Regions from separate parts of the Mus musculus genome. Here region 2 is linked to region 1. The links are chromatin loops, found by intact Hi-C in ENCODE. Cell type or tissue: heart. All regions are shown on one strand. Links, peaks and the distances in the headings refer to the core of each region. The heading gives the core; the rest is flanking DNA.

What was found. Peaks named below come from ENCODE experiments on the same cell type or tissue, not always from the same donor. Only the 100,000 strongest peaks of a DNase experiment are listed, where the experiment ranks them.
Region 2: it touches region 1 in a loop (2.0-fold over the local background); 2 of 42 quality-filtered maps call a loop at or near these places.

What each region holds. Positions count from the first base shown.
Region 1 is chr2:102,026,503-102,034,832 of GRCm38, reverse strand. The region is part of intron 4 of Ldlrad3 (low density lipoprotein receptor class A domain containing 3); the gene reads left to right. Among named protein-coding and RNA genes, the nearest start is that of Gm39888, 39 kb to the right of the region's middle. In heart, for the core only: a CTCF peak has its summit at 4,001 (motif pointing left); a DNase peak (open chromatin) is centred at 3,982; H3K27ac peaks cover 431 bases.
Region 2 is chr2:102,181,148-102,189,477 of GRCm38, reverse strand. It overlaps Ldlrad3 (low density lipoprotein receptor class A domain containing 3), which reads left to right and starts at 3,018. Exons shown (of 6, transcript NM_178886.3): 1 at 3,018-3,198. The coding sequence starts at 3,153. In heart, for the core only: no CTCF peak of the experiment used is centred there; DNase peaks (open chromatin) are centred at 3,157 and 3,757; H3K4me3 peaks cover 2,020 bases; H3K27ac peaks cover 1,480 bases.

The sequences.
Region 1 (8,330 bases), core at 104-8,103:
GCCATAAACTCAGGCCACGTCCCCGTTTGCCTGGAGATGCTTAGGCTTCGGACGTGCTCTATGGCCTCACATCAGAAGTAGCAGTAGCAACAGCAGCATTGAGATAATAAATTGGTGACGGTGCCTCGACTTCTAACCACATCTGAGTCACCACGCTGGCTTCTTAATTAGGTCGCCCACTTGCGCCTTGTCTGACTCATAGCCGTCCATATAACTTGCCTTCTCTTTACACATTGGGGTGCTTAGGTTCAGAAGGGTCACACCCTGCCCAAGATCACACAGCTTGTCACACATTCACGCTCATTCCAAAGCCCATGCTTGGACGCACTTGCCTGTCACGCTTACATTTTACATCTGCCTGCAGGTGTCTAAAGCACACACTTGCCTTGCTTTTGCTACCTCGAAGGTCTGGGTGGGGTGTTTTAGTGCCCTTCAAAAATATATCAGAATGTGTCCAGCTGTTTCCCCATGTGTTGGAGGAAGGAGAAGTATCCGAGGTAGCAGAGAGCTGGAGTTCCTTGCTGTTACATATTGATAGCAGAAGGCTTTTTATTTAAAGGAAATTGAGACCAATTATATGGCTTGCAATTAAACTCAGAAAGGGAATTGAAAGATGGAGAATTAATTTCCTGTTTGTTTGTGATACAGTATCTAGGCAAACAGTTAATCAGCACTTGTATCAACACCCACCCCATAGGGCTCAGCCCTGTAAGTGCAGCCTCCTCTGCCTCCCCCGAGAACACTGGTCCATCTTACACAGTTAGCACTGCCTTGCTCGGCCTTGCTCTGTGCCAGGTGCTTGACAAATGCAGATTCCTAAGTCACCGTGCACAGATGCTCGGCTAGGGCCTGGGGGGTTGTGATGTCACAGAAATCATTACATCCTAAGAGCAGCAGCAGCAACACATAGCAGACACGTGTGGTCAGACTTACACAAAGAGCAGCTTCAGGTGTGATGGGCAGTAGTAGGCAGAGGCCAAGGTTGGCCCTGAGAGACCATGCTGGGCCTCCACTTTTATAACCAAATGAAGGACACGGAGGGCAAATGCCAAGTCCTGTGGAGCAAAACAGGCAGATTTGAGATTTCGCACAGGAGAGGTGATAAGACCTAGCAGTCTGCTTTGGAGGGAGAGAGAGGGAAGGATGGGGGAGGGAGCCCTGTCTTCAGATGCCCTGGTCACCATGGGGGAGAGGTTAAGTTCAAAGGTGCACTGTACAATTCTGGAGGCCTTCTATTCGCCTGTCCCTCTTGACTATGTCAAAGCCAGGGAGTCTGACTTGCAGGGGTGGTGGCTAAGGCTACTATGAACAGGAGCTGGTGTCTCGCTGCTTCTAAGAAGGCCAGAGGTATGAGGTCTGGAATTTCCTGTCAATACAGCCTTCATCTTCACATCCAGCATCCTGTGTCTCAGGCCAGAATGAAAATAACAAGGAGCCAGGAAGGGTCCCCAACCGTGCTGCAGACATGAGCCAACCCAGCCAGGAAGGGTCTCCAGCCATCCTGCGGACATGAGCCTACATCCAGCCAGGCTTGCCACAGGTCCACGGGGCTTTCTGGGCTTAGAGCCTGTAGATAATTCCCTTTTCTCAGTTCCCATCCCAAGTTCTATAAGCTCTGCCACCCCCTGCAGGTGGGTGTAAGCTGAGGTTGGGCACTTTGCCAGGACAGCAGCTGAGGCACAGAGTTCTGCCATATTTCCGTCACAGTGAGGCAGTTGGAGGCTGTGAAAGGAGGTACTTTGTGGTGGCAGGGACTTTTGTACCACCCTTGCCCCACCCCACAGTCTTCTCGCCTCCTTTGGGTCTTTGCTTGGTGAACTGTTTTAGGACCACTTTCTGCCAAAAGATGTTTCCTTTCCCAGCCTCCACCCACATTGGTTGATAGGATAACCATGGCTCGGCTTCCTGCAAGCCCACGTACTATGTTCATTTAGCTCACTGCAGAGCATGGAGACAGGCGGCAAATGGCAATCACAAGCATGTGAGTCGTGTAAGGAAAAGTGTAGGGCACAATAGGATAAGAGTGGAGTCCTCTAAGCAGAGGTTTGCAGTTTCAATCTGGAGGTGGGCAGGAGTCTGTGAAGAGGGAAGCGGCTGCTAGGTAGAGGGAACAGCAAGGTGAGGGAACCCCCATTGGAAGAGAGGAAGTGTGGGGATGCCTGCCTGTAGTGCCCACCTGGGTCAGGTGGGGGCTGGTCCTAGATACAGCGTACGATCCTGACCTACATCTCTAGGGTACTGGGAGGTCAGGAGTGGCCCAGAAGACATTTGGAAGGAAGAAGCAGATGCGCCTGAGCCAGGTGAGACCAGAAGGCATTACAGGGCTCTGGTGAGCTGTTTTGGTCTCACCACAAGCCTGCAAGGCCTTTCTGTAAGCCTGAGTTGGAGCTGAGGTTTCTCTCCAGCCCCCTCTACCACTCTGTTACTGCTCATTGCCCTCTACCGAAAGTCTGAGTGCTTAGACCATGCTAGGCACCTGTGATCGTTTGCATATGCTTGGCCCAGGGAGTGGCCCTATTAGAAAGTGTGGTCCTGTTGGAATAGGTATGGCCTTGTTGAAGTAGGTGTGTCACTGTGGGCGTGGGCTTAAGACCCTCACCCTAGCTGCCTGAAAGTCAGTGTTCTGCTAGCAGTCTCCAGATGAAGATATAGAACTCTCAGTTCCTCCTGCGCCACGCCTGCCTGGAAGGTCTCATCTTGATGATAATGGACTGAACCTCTCAACCTGTGAGCCAGGCCCGATTAAATGTTGTTCTTATAAGAGTTGCCTTGGTCATGGTGTCTGTTCACAGCAGTAAAACCCCAATTAAGACAGCACCCTGAGTGGTGCTTCTTGTGACTCACCCCCTGTGCCTCTCACTGCTGCTGATTAGGAGCTTCTGTGGCTACGCTATGCTGTGGTATCATTGCACCACTCCTGGGGACTGTCAGCTCTGGAGTCTGAAATGCATTGTTCTCTGAATTTTAATCAAAGCACTTGATCTCCTGTTCTTCCAGTGTCAAGACTCCAGCATCCCAGATCATCCACCCCGTTGACTAGACAGAAACTTCTACCTGTGCTCCATCAGCCCTGGCTTCTCTCAGGATGCTCTTGTCTGACTTTGTCCCACCACAAGTGGGCCCAGTGGATCTCAGTGCACATGGATGGGAGGCTGTGCCTGTTACAGTGCTTGGATGAGGGATGCTTGCATTTTACACAAGGAATTACAGTGAAATGAGAGGCAGCTTGCAAGCAAGTTTTGGCCATGGGGGTTGGGGACGCTTTTCCTCTGTAATGTCCTCCCGCCTCTGGCCTTCTCAGATAGGGCAGGATTGGTATTTCTCTGTAAGGGAAGAAGTTGTATCATGAATGACAGTAGTTGGGTCCTGAAATTAACCAGTCATAAAGTAAATAAATACATTGGTTACTTTGGGGCCAAAGGACAATATACCAAACCAAGAAACAGCACCAAGTTTTTTTATGCTTAGCTTTTCTGAGTGAAATAGTATTGCTATTACTGGGGACAATCTGCCCTTTTTAAAGGACTGTGGTATAATACACAGCACACGGAATCTTCCATCTTCCGTGGTTTGTTTGTTTGTTTGTTTTGAGACAGGGTTTCTCTCTGTAGCCTTGGCTGTCCTAGAACTCACTTTATAGACCAGGCTGGCCTCGAACTCAGAGATCCGCCTGCCTCTGCCTCCCAAGTGTTGGGATTAAAGGCGTGCACCATCACACCTGGCCTTCCTTGGTTTTGAGGTGCAGCTCACCAGTGCAGAATACCGACTCCACTGGCTTACTCACATTTTGAATCCAGAAGAGAATGCCCAGATGTGTGTCAGGTCAGAACAGAAAATGAAAACAACTGTCTCTGGGCTGTAGAATCTGGAGTGTTTACGGAGGCTGCATGGTTTGTACCACAAATCTTGTCTCAGTGAACCCACCTGGGCCTGGAGCAGGGTGGGTGAAGGGAGGCAGGCACATCTGCATGGTTTGGAGCATGTTCTTGCGCCATCTAGTGTCCTTGGGGGCCTTAATCTAGCGGCTCCCGAGGCAGCTGGATTTCCCTGGCTCTGGGAGGAGGCTGCATAAAATCCCAGTGGCTTGAAAAGCGCACCAGGGAGATGTTTGTCTTTTTAGATCATTTGGATTTTTTTTTTCTTTCCCCAGCTCTGATCCCAGGGAAATTTGCAACTAAAATTGTGTTTCATTAACAGTCAGAACAGTTTGTCCCTTTGAAGCTCAGACAGGGTGAGATTAATATGAACCCGATATTAAGCTATTAAGCATCAATTTGGCAAACCTATTTATAAAAGAGCTGGAGATAGAAAATAAAGAAAGTCACATTAAGAGGCTTGTCTGCCAAATCCACTCTCTATTCTGAAAGATGTGACTTAGTAACCAGTCTCTGTGTGAGAAAGAAAATTGTGTGCGTGGGTGTGTGTGCGTGTGGGGTGGGTGGGGGTGCTTGTGTGGGTGTATCGACTGAGCATGGCTTTTGATGACAGGCACTTACTCTGATACTGCCATTGCCCCTAAATGGTGTCCCAGCCAATGTAGACTGACTCCGTATTGCAGCCTTGCTGTGAAACAGCTGGAAAGTGACTGAAAATGTCTTGCCACCACAGTGAAGACACAGCCACCCCAATGTCACAGCACGGTGCATTGTTCACGTGCTTGTGAGGATGTTGACAGGGTTAGGTGTAGAAACACGTGGCACCATGCAATAGTGTGCCAGTCAGTGACAATAATAAACAACTGCTACTGGCTTCTGTCTGTGTTGGCTCTACTTCTGTTTCAGGGCGAATTCCTGCTCCTCACACAGTTTATTGTGGAGCAGGATGTTGTTGGGCCAGCAGCAGCAGCCTCATACGGCCTGTGTGTGCCATGCCTTTTGAATGCATCATTTTCTCCTGTGCCTGATTTAATCCCTTGGTGTTGTGTTCACTGTGCCTGTAGAAGGAAGACGCTGTGCCACATATCAATGATATGCAGCCCAGATGCCAGAGGACTCCACCATCTGGGTGTGCGCAGAGGCACAGTATCATGTTCACAGGACAATGCAGTTCTTGTAATGAACTGTCATTAAGCCTTGGAGTAGTAAAATAATTAACTATTCATTATGGCTCGTCTGTTATACAGTGTCATGTGCCCAAGTACTGGATACTTTGCATTTAATCCACACAATGGTCCAAAAGAGTACATGTTTTTATTCCCCACTTTACAGGGAACAGAGGCAATGAATGGTCAAGGATTTTACCACAAGTTGCAAGCCCACTGTTAATATTCTGTCCAGATGATGGTGTTTGCACCTTCTGTCCTTTATCCTTGGAGCTTCCTGCTGCAGCTGCAGTTTTGTCACAGTTGTATGTCATATTTAGCTCTCAGTACCCACCTCCCCATGAACAGAGATGTCACTTATGGGACATGCTGTTGGTGCCTGTGTTTGGAGTTCCTGTATCACACACAGGCTGGGAGAGGATGTATGAATGGAGGGAAGATGGCAGCTCAGGGATGCCAGGTCTCCCTGTCCCTGGCTCCCCTGCTTTGTGACCTGGACAAGTGACTTTCTCCCTAGAGCCTCAGAGCCGTTCCTATAGGATAACAAGATGGCTCTGTTGGCGTGCTGATTTGTGTTCTTTGTGAGAGGATGGACAGGCAGTGGTTACAGTAGCACCATGTCAGTAACAACTCTCAGGCACCCTGAGTTGTGCCCCTATATTTGCCCCTTTGGAAAGTAGGATTGTCCAACTCCGGTAGACAGGATTGGTTCTGGTGAGCAACACTGAGAGTGGAGGGCGTTTGGCTTTACCACCTCTTCACTTTCAAGTTCCCTTGCACTCATGGAAAGCATATGTGTGTGCATACAGCCACATGCATATTGACCTTGATAATTTATTTTTATCTTGTGTGTTTCTGTGCATGTGTATGTGCAAGTGCATGTGTTTGTGTGGAGGCCAAGGACAGCCTTGGACTTGTTTCCTCCTCATCTACAGCCTTTTTCTTTTGTTGTTGTTGTTTGGTTTTTGTTTGCTTGCTTTTTCAGACAGGGTTTTACTATGTAGGCTTGGCTAGCCTGGAGCTTGATATGTATGCCAGGCTGCCTTCAAATGCACAGAGATCCACCTGCCTGGACTGCTGGGATTAAAGGCATGTGCCGGCTGGAGAGGTGGCTCAGTGGTTAAAAATAGTGTCTGCTCTTCCAGAGGTCCTGAGTTCAGTTCCCAGCACCCACATAGCTGACAATCATCTGTAATGGGATCTGATGCCCTCTTCTGGTGTGTCTGAAGACAGAACATTCATGTACATAAAATACATAAATAAATCTTTTTTTAGAAAGCATGTACCAGCACACCGTGCTCCATCTCATTTTCCAATACAGGGTTTCACTGGTAGCTGGAGTGCAGCAATTTCACTGGACTGACAAGCCAGCAATCCTGAGAATCATCTGTCTATGCCCTGTACACCTCCCCCCCACTGTCTATCCCCTGTACACCTCCCCCCCCACTGTCTATGCCCTGTACACCTCCCCACCCACTGTCTATCCCCTGTACACCTCCCCCCCCCACACACACACACACTATAGAGATTATATGTAAGTGCCACCTTACCAGGAATCCAACTCAGTTTTTCATGCCCGCACAAGCACTTTACTGTCAGAGTTAACACCTGGATATTTTTTGATTTAAGAACAAGGAGAATGGGGCTGGAGAGTTGGCTCAGCAGTTAGGAGTATGTGTTGCTCTTATAAAGGACCGAGTTCAATTCCCATCACCCACATGGAGGCTCACAAACATCTGTAACTCCAGACCCAGGTGATCCAGTGTGCTCTTCTGACCTCTTCAGGCATCAGGTATACATGTGGTGCACATACATATACTTAACAGACAAAACATCCATAGTCATGAAATTTAAAGAAGAAAATCTAAAAAAATTAAATAAATAAATAAATAAATAAATAACAAAAATAACAGTAGTAACAGCAGGACACCAGGCATTTGGGGACAACCATACACACATACCAAAAATAAAAAATATAAAAATTATAATAGTGTGCATATTATGTCCTTCAAGGCAAAATGATACAGTCAGCATTCCATGGAAACCGTGAGGAAATTCCAGTGAGCCTGGGTAATGAATGGCACGTATTACTCAGCCCTTGTTACTGCCATTTAAGATGTGTAAGGCATCAATGATAGTCCCCTTAACATGCAGCAGGTGCGCTGCTAAGTGCATCAACCTATTAACAAGCCGCTCATCAGTTTCTGTAAAGATGGAGCTCTCCAAACCATGCGATTTTTCCTGGCTCAGTCTTAGATTCTCACTCCAGGGGGTCCTCACTCTTTGCATGTCTGAGGGAAGTGATTTCTTAATCTGCAGGTATGCCGCTCTGGAGGGAGTTTTGCATATTATCTTCCCCCGTGTGCTGTAGGAAATGAATACTGGGCTCTGCTCAGGAAGCTCTCCTGGGCTCTCTGAGCGTGTGATGGAGGAGGCAGCCAGGCGTGTTTGCAAGCAGGAGCCCAGCCTTGCTTCCAGCAGAAGGTAGAGGTATCTGCTAATGATCTGAGTGAAGGATGGACTCATCTATTCCCTCTTGGGTTCGTTCTGTTACAGAAGTGCTGAACCTAATCCCAGGAACCTCCTGTCTTGCTGAAAATCAGCCATTTGATCTGGATCGAGAAGAGTAGGTCAGACTTGGCAATATGGTAGTGGATAGTGTGGACTCTCCGGGGCTCCCACAGGCACTATCTGCTGAGCACCAAGAGGTGTCAAAGATGAGGGGAGGGTTGGTCCTTTTCTCCATCTCCCCTTGCCTCTGGTCCCCTATTTTCTCCTGGCTTATTAATCCTGTGACCAGCCCTCAGCTTTCTGCATCCTTCTGTCTTAGTTTGTCATCTTCCCTTCCTCACACTTGCCTCTGTAAATGCAGAAAGACATGGAGATGCTGTTAGGTGGGACTGTGGGCTTTCTGAGCACCCACCTTCTTGGACCCTTCAGCCCAGGGAGGCAACCTCTCTTTCTTCTTCTTCTTCTTCTTCTTCTTCTTCTTCTTCTTCTTCTTCTTCCTCCTCCTCCTCCAAGTTGGGAGAAATAGAAAGTTGTACCTCTGAGTTCCACCCTGGCGCCATCTGATTCTTACAGGATTCATCACTGGCATGGCACCTTTCCCGTTGCAGCGTTTGGGGAAATCATGGAGACTTGACTTCTCTGACCCACAGGCCCTATGGGGAGGCAACACGTCTGACCTCATTCCTCTTCCTTCTTTCCATTCCCACCCTAAGCCTTTTCATTTATTTGAACATTTAGAAGAGTAACCTTCATGTGCCCTCCCAGACCTTTCCCAGTA
Region 2 (8,330 bases), core at 51-8,050, 150 kb before region 1:
ATGCACACAAACACACACACACACACATGCACACACACATGCATATGCACACAAACACACACGCACACACACGCACGCACGCACACACACACGCAAGCACACGCACACCACATTCCACACGTGAGATCAGGGAACAACCCACAGAGCTAGTTCTCTCCTTTTACCAGGAGGGGCTTGGGGACTGAAGTTAGGTCATGATGCTTGGCAGCCAGTGCCTTTATCAGCTGAGCCGTCTTGTCAACTTAGCTGCATTTAAATAAAGTGATGAAAGGCCTATATGTTTTAATATTAAATTTTACCATGTGATCAAAGTAAAATTATTGCCTTTTCCTGTTCTTTTTGGTACTCAGTCTTTAAAATCTACTTTGCATATTATGTTTAAAGCGCCAGCCATTCAGAGTAACCACAATACAAGTGCTTATTGCAATCAAATGAAGCTTAGCTTAAGGGTACCATATTCTACACTGGAGGTCTGTAAAGTTCAAAGACAATGCTCTCTTGTCCATTGCTGATGGGTGGGATATACACTATTGGTTAGTTTTATGTCAACTAGACACAAGCAAGAGTCATTTGGAAGAGGGACTCTCTGTTGAGAGAATGCCTCCTTCAGATTGCTGTAGGCAAGTCTGTAGTGCCATTTTGCTTTTGATTACTTGATGTGGGTAGTCGATGCTGTGAGGTGTGGGTGTGTGGCATGCCACTTCCAGGCAAGTGGTCCTGAGCTGTAAAGAAGCTCTGAGCAAGCCACGAGGAGGAGGCAAGCACGAGCAGAGATCCACCAAGGCCTCTGCTTCAGCTCCTGCCCCTTCATGATGGGCTGTGATCAAGATGACCAAACGGAAGTAAATCTTTCCCTCCCTAAGCTGCTTTTCGTCATGAGATTTAACCCAGCAATAGAAACCTTTACTATACCCTGCACTCATAATGAATCCCTAAACTCCTAAGGAAAGAAAAAGTAGAAATATATCTATGACAAAACTGTGCAAGGGGTTATTCTCTTGATAAACTGCAGGTTACTGCCCCTACTCCTGTACTTGTTCTTTGGTTTCAGGACTGGCCACAGGTGTGAGAAATTACATTGTTAAGGGGACATACAACTTCATTCAAGGAGCAATATAAAATAAATAACAAATTTCGAGTCATACAAAGGGAAGGGTAAGGGGCTGGGGTGGAGAGATGGCTCATCAGATAAGAGCACTGACTGCTCTTTCAGAGGTCCTGAGATCAGTTCCCAGCAACCACATGTGGCTCCCTATCATCTGTAATGGGATCTGATGCCCTCTTCTGGTGTGTCTGAAGATATATATATACATATATACATATATATACATACACGCACATATATAGATATAATACAATATATATACACATGTATGTATGTATATATATATATATAAATATATAATTTTTTAAAAAGTGGAAGGTAAAATTTCTATCATTTTGGATAGTGCAAAATATTTGTTAACAGACATAAGACAATTTCTCTCCTGAAATCCTATGACTACATTAAATGTGAATTACAAGAAGTCATTTCCCAGCAGTGTTAGCTTGACAATTTAAACACATGTGTTTTCTCACTCTCTCTCCACACACACATGCACACACACTCTCTCTCTCTCTCACAATACACACATGCTTACACACATTCTCTCACACACACATACTTACACACACACTCACACACATACACTCGCACACCACACTACGCTCACATACCCACATGCATGCACCACACACACACACACACACACACACACTCAGCAACAGCTAAAGAATGACTTTAATTTCCAGCAGGGAAAACTCTCAGGCTCAGTGGCTTTGGGGAGTGGGAGCTGCAACCCAGAAATCTTTTCCTGGGAGTAGAATTGTATTAAACGCTGAAATTAACTTTTGTTTATTGAGCATTTCCATGATCATAGCTCAGATCCAGTGGCCACATCATCTTTGAAGCTGCAGATAAGTTCTGTGTCTTATGGTCTTCTGAACTGGGCTTGTTCACGGTGGTAAGTAACGATGTGTGGCTGTTGAGAATGTTTTCCCTTCCTTCCTTCCTTTCTTTTCTTTTTTTTTTTTTCTTTTTTTTGAGCCTCAGAGACTTCATTTGTGTCACAGAAACATTACTGTCTGTCTTCAGAGGTTGTTGTAAAGGTAAAGTGTGACCATGAGAGTGCCATGCCTGAAGCAGACTAGTGCCATCCTCCTGCAGCTTTCTGGAGGATGCTAAGTGAGATTCAGCTGTTCTGGTCAGTGTTTGCTGTAATGCCATGAATAGTAATGTTATCGCCTTGTAACAAAAGACTTTTTGGTGAAAGCAATAACCCAGTGAATGCACTCAGTCTTTTGGTTAGTAACCTAGATGCAGCTTAGAGGAGCACATGGACTTAAGGCAATCATGGCTTCCTCTGGGGCTGGGGGCTCATTTGAAGGTCTAACCAGAGAAGGTCAATTGCTCTCAACTGCTAAGTCATTTCCTCAGCTCCATGATAATAGGCTTTCCTTAAAAAACAGTGTATAATGCCCAAACAATGGAAAATGCATAAAGTTTTGGGGATTTAAAACTCTCCTCAGTGTTCTTAGATCTCAGGATGAAATGTCTTCTCTGCTCCTCCAGTGGCTCCAGGAACTACCATCCTGAGAATCACCCCCCCCAGTTTATTAGAAATGCAGACCTGTTGAGTGGAAGTGAGCTTTATAACGGGGTCGCCAAGCCTGCCTGATACATTTTGGAGTTTGAGAAGCAACGGTCGTATTTCACTGTCAACAATGAAAAAAAGTTTTCTCCTAAGAACCGGTTCTTCAAACTTTTTTCTTCCATCTAGGCTCTGGGGAGATGGTGACTCTCTCATCCCCGCAGGATGCAGGAAGAAAGGGAAACCGGCCGAGAGAAGAGCCGGGGCAGTTAAGAATTCCTCGCAATTTGACCCCTGAGGCAGCAAAAACTGGATCCGCCGGACCTTTGTAACCTGGACCGTGGAGGAGAGCTCAGGCGGCCACATTCAACTGTGAGCGTGCAGAACTTGGCTGAGCTCTCTGGCCTGGGAGGGCGGGGGCGTGGCTGGGCCGGCGAGAGGGCGTGGCCGGCGCCGAGAGGCGGGGTCTGACCGAGGCCGCGGGGCAGCAACGTCGCTGGGCAGCGGAGCGGCGGCCGCGCCATGTGGCTGCTGGGGCCGCTGTGCCTGCTGCTGAGCAGCACTGCGGGTGAGTGGGGGGCGCGTGACGCGCTTCACCGAGCGCCGGGCGCGGGGGCTGCCTCGATCGTCCCTGCTCCGCGCGCGGGCCTGGGCTGCGGGCGTGGGTGTGCGCGAAGGGCGGACCTCGGCGCCGGGCTGGCCGGGACCCCGCGAGGGGCCGCGGCGGGGCGCGCGCCGCGCTATTGTGTGGGCCGGCGCACCGGGTGCTGTTGTCGTGTGTGTGCGCGGGCGGAGCTTTGTGCGGCGCCGGCTCCCTAGAGCCGGGCGGCCGCCCGGATTGGGCGTAGTTCGAGTGTGGCTCTGTGTGCTGGGAACCGAGGAGGGAAAGGAGAGGACTCCACTCTTGATTTCGGGTCTTCCCGGATTCCCTCAGCCTTTAACATACACTTTTCTGCCTCAGTTTCCCATCTACGCTCTCCCCGCATCTGCATCCCAGCTTCCTTTCTCTTCTTCCCTGGACCGTGTCTGGTTTGGGAATAGCGAGATGCAGTAGGGAATGGACATGGAAATCATTCGTTCATCCTGGGAGCAGATCTTTTACTTCTGTCGTCTGTCGAAGATGCCTTAACCTTCAGGGAGCAGGGAAGGAAAAGAGGACCGGGGCTTCCTCTAACGGCCGTTGGTCCCTGCATCTCAGAGCGCGTGCATCCTGAGACCCGCAGGGTCCCTCCCAGACAGAGTGCTGTTCCCAGGAACTTTTCTGCTGATGTGGGCACGCTCCGAATTCCAGCTTGGAGCCCTTCCCCTCTGCCTCTGCCCGCTGGCCACAGCTGTCAGCAGCCCCTCCACAGCTCTGCCCGCCCTTGGCCCCTGATGCTTATTTCTGGGCAGCTGATGCTCACAGAACTTTCTTTACTGAAGATTTCATGCTCTGTGGCCGTATCATTCACACGTCTAATTTATGTCGGATTTTTCCAAATACTTCCAGAAAACTTGGCTGCTGCGTTGTGTTTGTTGTGAGGGAAGTCAAAACCTTTCTGAGCTACCCCTTGCAGATGTCCAGCAACCCTCCCTTCCTAGAAGTTGCAAGTCCTGTGCATCCTCTCAAATGACTGGCCAGCGGGACCTCCCCCTCCCCCATCATCCCCACTCCTCTGAGACTCCATTTAAATGTCTTGTGGGCTTGCTCAGTTTCCAGTGAGGGGTTAGGCTCCTGTGGCTGCTGTAGGTTTTTTTTAAAACCAAGACTGAGGGTTTGTGTTCTGTTTGTCTGGAGTTATGGGGATTGGGGGGAGGGGGTTGTGGAGAAGGAAGGGAGGGCAAAGTGAATTAGGCAGCTATAAGCAGGTGCAAGTTATTTGGAGGTTGTTAGAGCAGGCTCAGTTCCAGGGCATCTCAGACATGAAGATCTGCCCGGATTCACACATTTAATTCACATAGCAATGGCATGTCCCTTGGTAACACCCCAGCTGGCTCCTCTGTGTGTTCTCTGCTTAGGACCAGTGGACACTAATTATCACATCTTCTTGTTGTACTGGGTCGCATGAGTTGAGTTCACAAAAAATTATATGTTTCTCCCTTTCAGCAATGGTTATTTAATATGCCTGTGGACGTATACCATAGAGCAAGGAAGTGCAGTAGTCACCGTGAGCCATAGTTGGGGTAGGGGAGGGACCGCCAGTGTTCCTTGGCTGAAGTTAGCTGTGGCTTTGGATTACTGAACTTGCTTTAGGACCTTTAGGTGGCTTGAAGCCTTTCCCTGTTACACTAAGGATCATCTTTTAAGTGTGAACTATGTCTTGAACCAAGTGTTGTAGGAAACAAGGGTTGGTTGTTGAGCCAACATCTCCCTTCCTAGTCCTCAATCCTTCCCTGAGAAGTTGCTAATACCAGAGAGGTTGTAGAGCCCAGGACTTTGGAAGGTTTCCTGTAGAGGAAACCTGGGCTCTGAGTTGAGTATTAAGTCCAAGACTTGGGCCTTTAAGATTGTGGCTGTTACTATTTTCTCATGTATCCTGTCTGGCAGCGCAGATCACTTCAGAGTTACATCACGTTGTCTGATGCCCCATTTTCTGGCACCTGGATGCTGCACGTGGTGGGCTTAAGTGTGTGAGTCTTTAGATAATTCTAAAGCGGGTGTGAAAATGAGTGGTTGGTTGCTGCATCCTCTCCTTCTCTGGCTAGCTTTTGGTAAGACCCCTGAACATCTCAGGGAAGAGGCTTGGTTTCCCTTCCTCCTACTAGAAGCAGTGTGCCTATTAACCTTTCTTCTTGAAGAATCTGCTTCTCGGCCTGAGCTGTGGGTGGGTTTTGTTTATTTTTTTTTAACTAGTTGAGTAGTTGCAAGTAGTCTAGCCTAGCCTAGCCTAGCCTAGCCCCACCCAACGGGGTAGATGAGACTGCTCAGAAGTACAAATAAACACACCTTGTTCCTTTTCATCTTCAAAGGATTGTCTTTGGGGCTCCCTCCTGGGGTGTGAGGTGGCTTTTGTTTTGGTTTTTGGTTTTCCTGATAGCCCACTAGATCGAGCATTTAATTTCTGTGGAGGAGGAAGCAGATGGAGATTTGAATGGTAGATGGCAAGTTGGTTAATTCCTGGTCTTAAACCCTACCCTATGCAGGGTTAAGTTAGTAGTGGGCTTGTGTGTTGCCACCGCTGTTTGGCTGTTGCTGTTTCTGTTTTGGTTTATTGATGAAGAGTTTCTGTAACCCAGGCTGGCCTCTAACTATTATCCTTGAGCTAGATATGTAGTTGAGGCTATCTTCCTGAAACTTGCTCAAGTACTGAGATTACAGGACCCACCCACCCTATTCCTGTGATGTTGGGAATAAAGGAGGGCTTCACTCTAGCTAGGGAAGTGCCCGTGGCTAAGTGGGGCATTCTTAAGTCCAACAGTTCTGAAACAGTTGAGAATTTTGGATCAGGAAATTATGCGATTTGATGATACTGTATAAAAAAGCCTTGTCCTTTTGCATAGGGAGGTTAGGGGACTCCAGGATGTGTGACCCAAGTCACTACTTGAGATGTCCATCTTGCCACTGAAAACAGCTGACCTTCTCCACTTTTTCCAGAGCTCAGGTAGCAAGGAGCAGGCAGCATGTCATTCCGTGGTTCCCAAGAGACTGATGGCTCTCCAGGGCACCGTGGTGTCAATGGAACCTAGATTCTAACCCAGGCTTTTCTCAGAACCCTTTCCTGGCTTCTCTTGCTAATACCGGCTTGATGGAAATTGCTACCGGGTCTGTTCTGCCAGAGACTTTTGTGATTTTAAAACAACCACCGCAGAGTTTGCCCATGGCCGCCGTTTACTTCTTCAAATCTGTTCATTTTATGGATAACACCCAGAACTCAGTGGTCCCTGAAGAGCTCACAAGTGTTCATGGAGAATAGTTCCAATAAATCTCAGTCTTTATGTGGAGATGTAGGGTAGTCTCAGTAACCTCACCTCTCCCATGCATGAAGGTGAGAATCTTGACAAGAAGACACTCTAGGCCAGACACTACTGCTGATCTCAGTAGTACCAACCTTAGGGTGCTTACTGGTCGGGCTTTATATTTGTGTTTCTAACTTTTCTTATATGTTTATCATTTTGTATAAATGTAAATGAGAAGATGTGCTATGTACACATCTTAGAGGGTTGGAGTTGTATTAATTATGGGATACTTTCAGGGACAAATATGCTTATGGCTGTTGAGTTCCCTCCCTCCCTCCCTCCCTCCCTCCCTCCCTTCCTTCCTTCCTTCCTTCCTTCCTTCCTTCCTTCCTTCCTTCCTTCCTTCCTTTATCTTTCCTCTCTTTCTTTGAGATGTCTTCTACCCAGTGACCAACAAAGTGTTTTAAAGGCTGCACCTTTCTTGCATTGGAATGACTGTGAATAATCTACTCTCTCGGCTGCTAAGGAGAGAATTCTCTATTCTTTTTGCTGGGAGGGTGGCCCATGTACTTTGAAATTGCAACATTTGCTGGTCATATCATTTGCTAGGTGTTTAATATTGCTCACCAGAATGAGAAGACTCTAGAGTTGCTGTAACTGCTCATTGAAGAAAATTAGGACTGTGCAGGTTCCCATTGCTGCTTCCAGGAGTGAGGTTAGTCTAGTCTAGGGTTTCTTGGCCTTTAGAGCCACTGACATTTTAGAGTGAATTAGTCGTTTGTTGTATAGACTGCCCCATGTATGGTAATAATCGGTCATCTCTCTGGTTCCTACCAACTTGAAACGCTCCCGTGTAGTTAGCTGGGTGCCAGCCTTCCAGCTCTTCCTGTTGAGCATTGTTCCTGCCCACCCTAAAGATCTTTGCTGGATTACATTCTACTTCATCCTACTTGCCTCTAGGCATCTGAATCCACCCAAGTTCAAAGATGTAAAAATACACCCTTAACTAACACGTCCTTGGTGCGGACCTCTTCCCTCTCACTTTCCCCTCATGCTGTAGGAAAAACACTTGGAACTTTTGATTGCAGCTTCAGCTCCCCGGGAGAGACATCTGCCAGTAAAGCTGGTCACAGAGAGGCGGTAGTTGACACCAAAAGCTACCTGGCTCCATGAGTGTTAAGCTTGGGCTGTTCCTGTGCTCAGAGCCTGCAGGCTGAAGGAGAGCGTCTTGCCTGGTTTTTTTGTCTTGAGAAATGTTGAAATCTTAAACTGAAAGTCCCCTCCCTCCACTCCATAGAGCTGTGGTTCTCAGCTTCCTTCCCTCTCCATGAGTCCTTCTCCAGTATCAAAAGCCTGTACAACTTGGGACAGTTCTGCATATTGCTGGGAAATTATCTATGCTCATGGCTAGGTGGTTTCCTGAAGTTTTTGCTGTATACTTTAAAGTCCCTTTAGAGTTCCATTCTGTGTGGCTTTATACACTGAAGTTCCTTTAAGACTCTTCCCCCACAGCCGTCCTTTTCTTTGGTCTCCAGACTTCCTTGAGGTCTTTTCCTTCCTCTTCTCCTCAGATGAGCCATATAACTGGTGAACTCCTGCCTCCTTTGATGCTTGAATCTGCAGGATGAAGAAAGTAGGTTCCCAAAAGGGAATGCGGGGCTTCCGTCCAGGCACATTTGTCTTATCCATGTCCTCTTTGAAAGCCTTCTCTACTGAGGAGCTCTGGTTTCTCAAGCATGCAGCTACCCATTTCCTTCTTGTCTTTTGAGTAACGAGAAAATTATTCTTAAGCCACATTCATGTGTCCAGTAGTGTGGTCTCAGA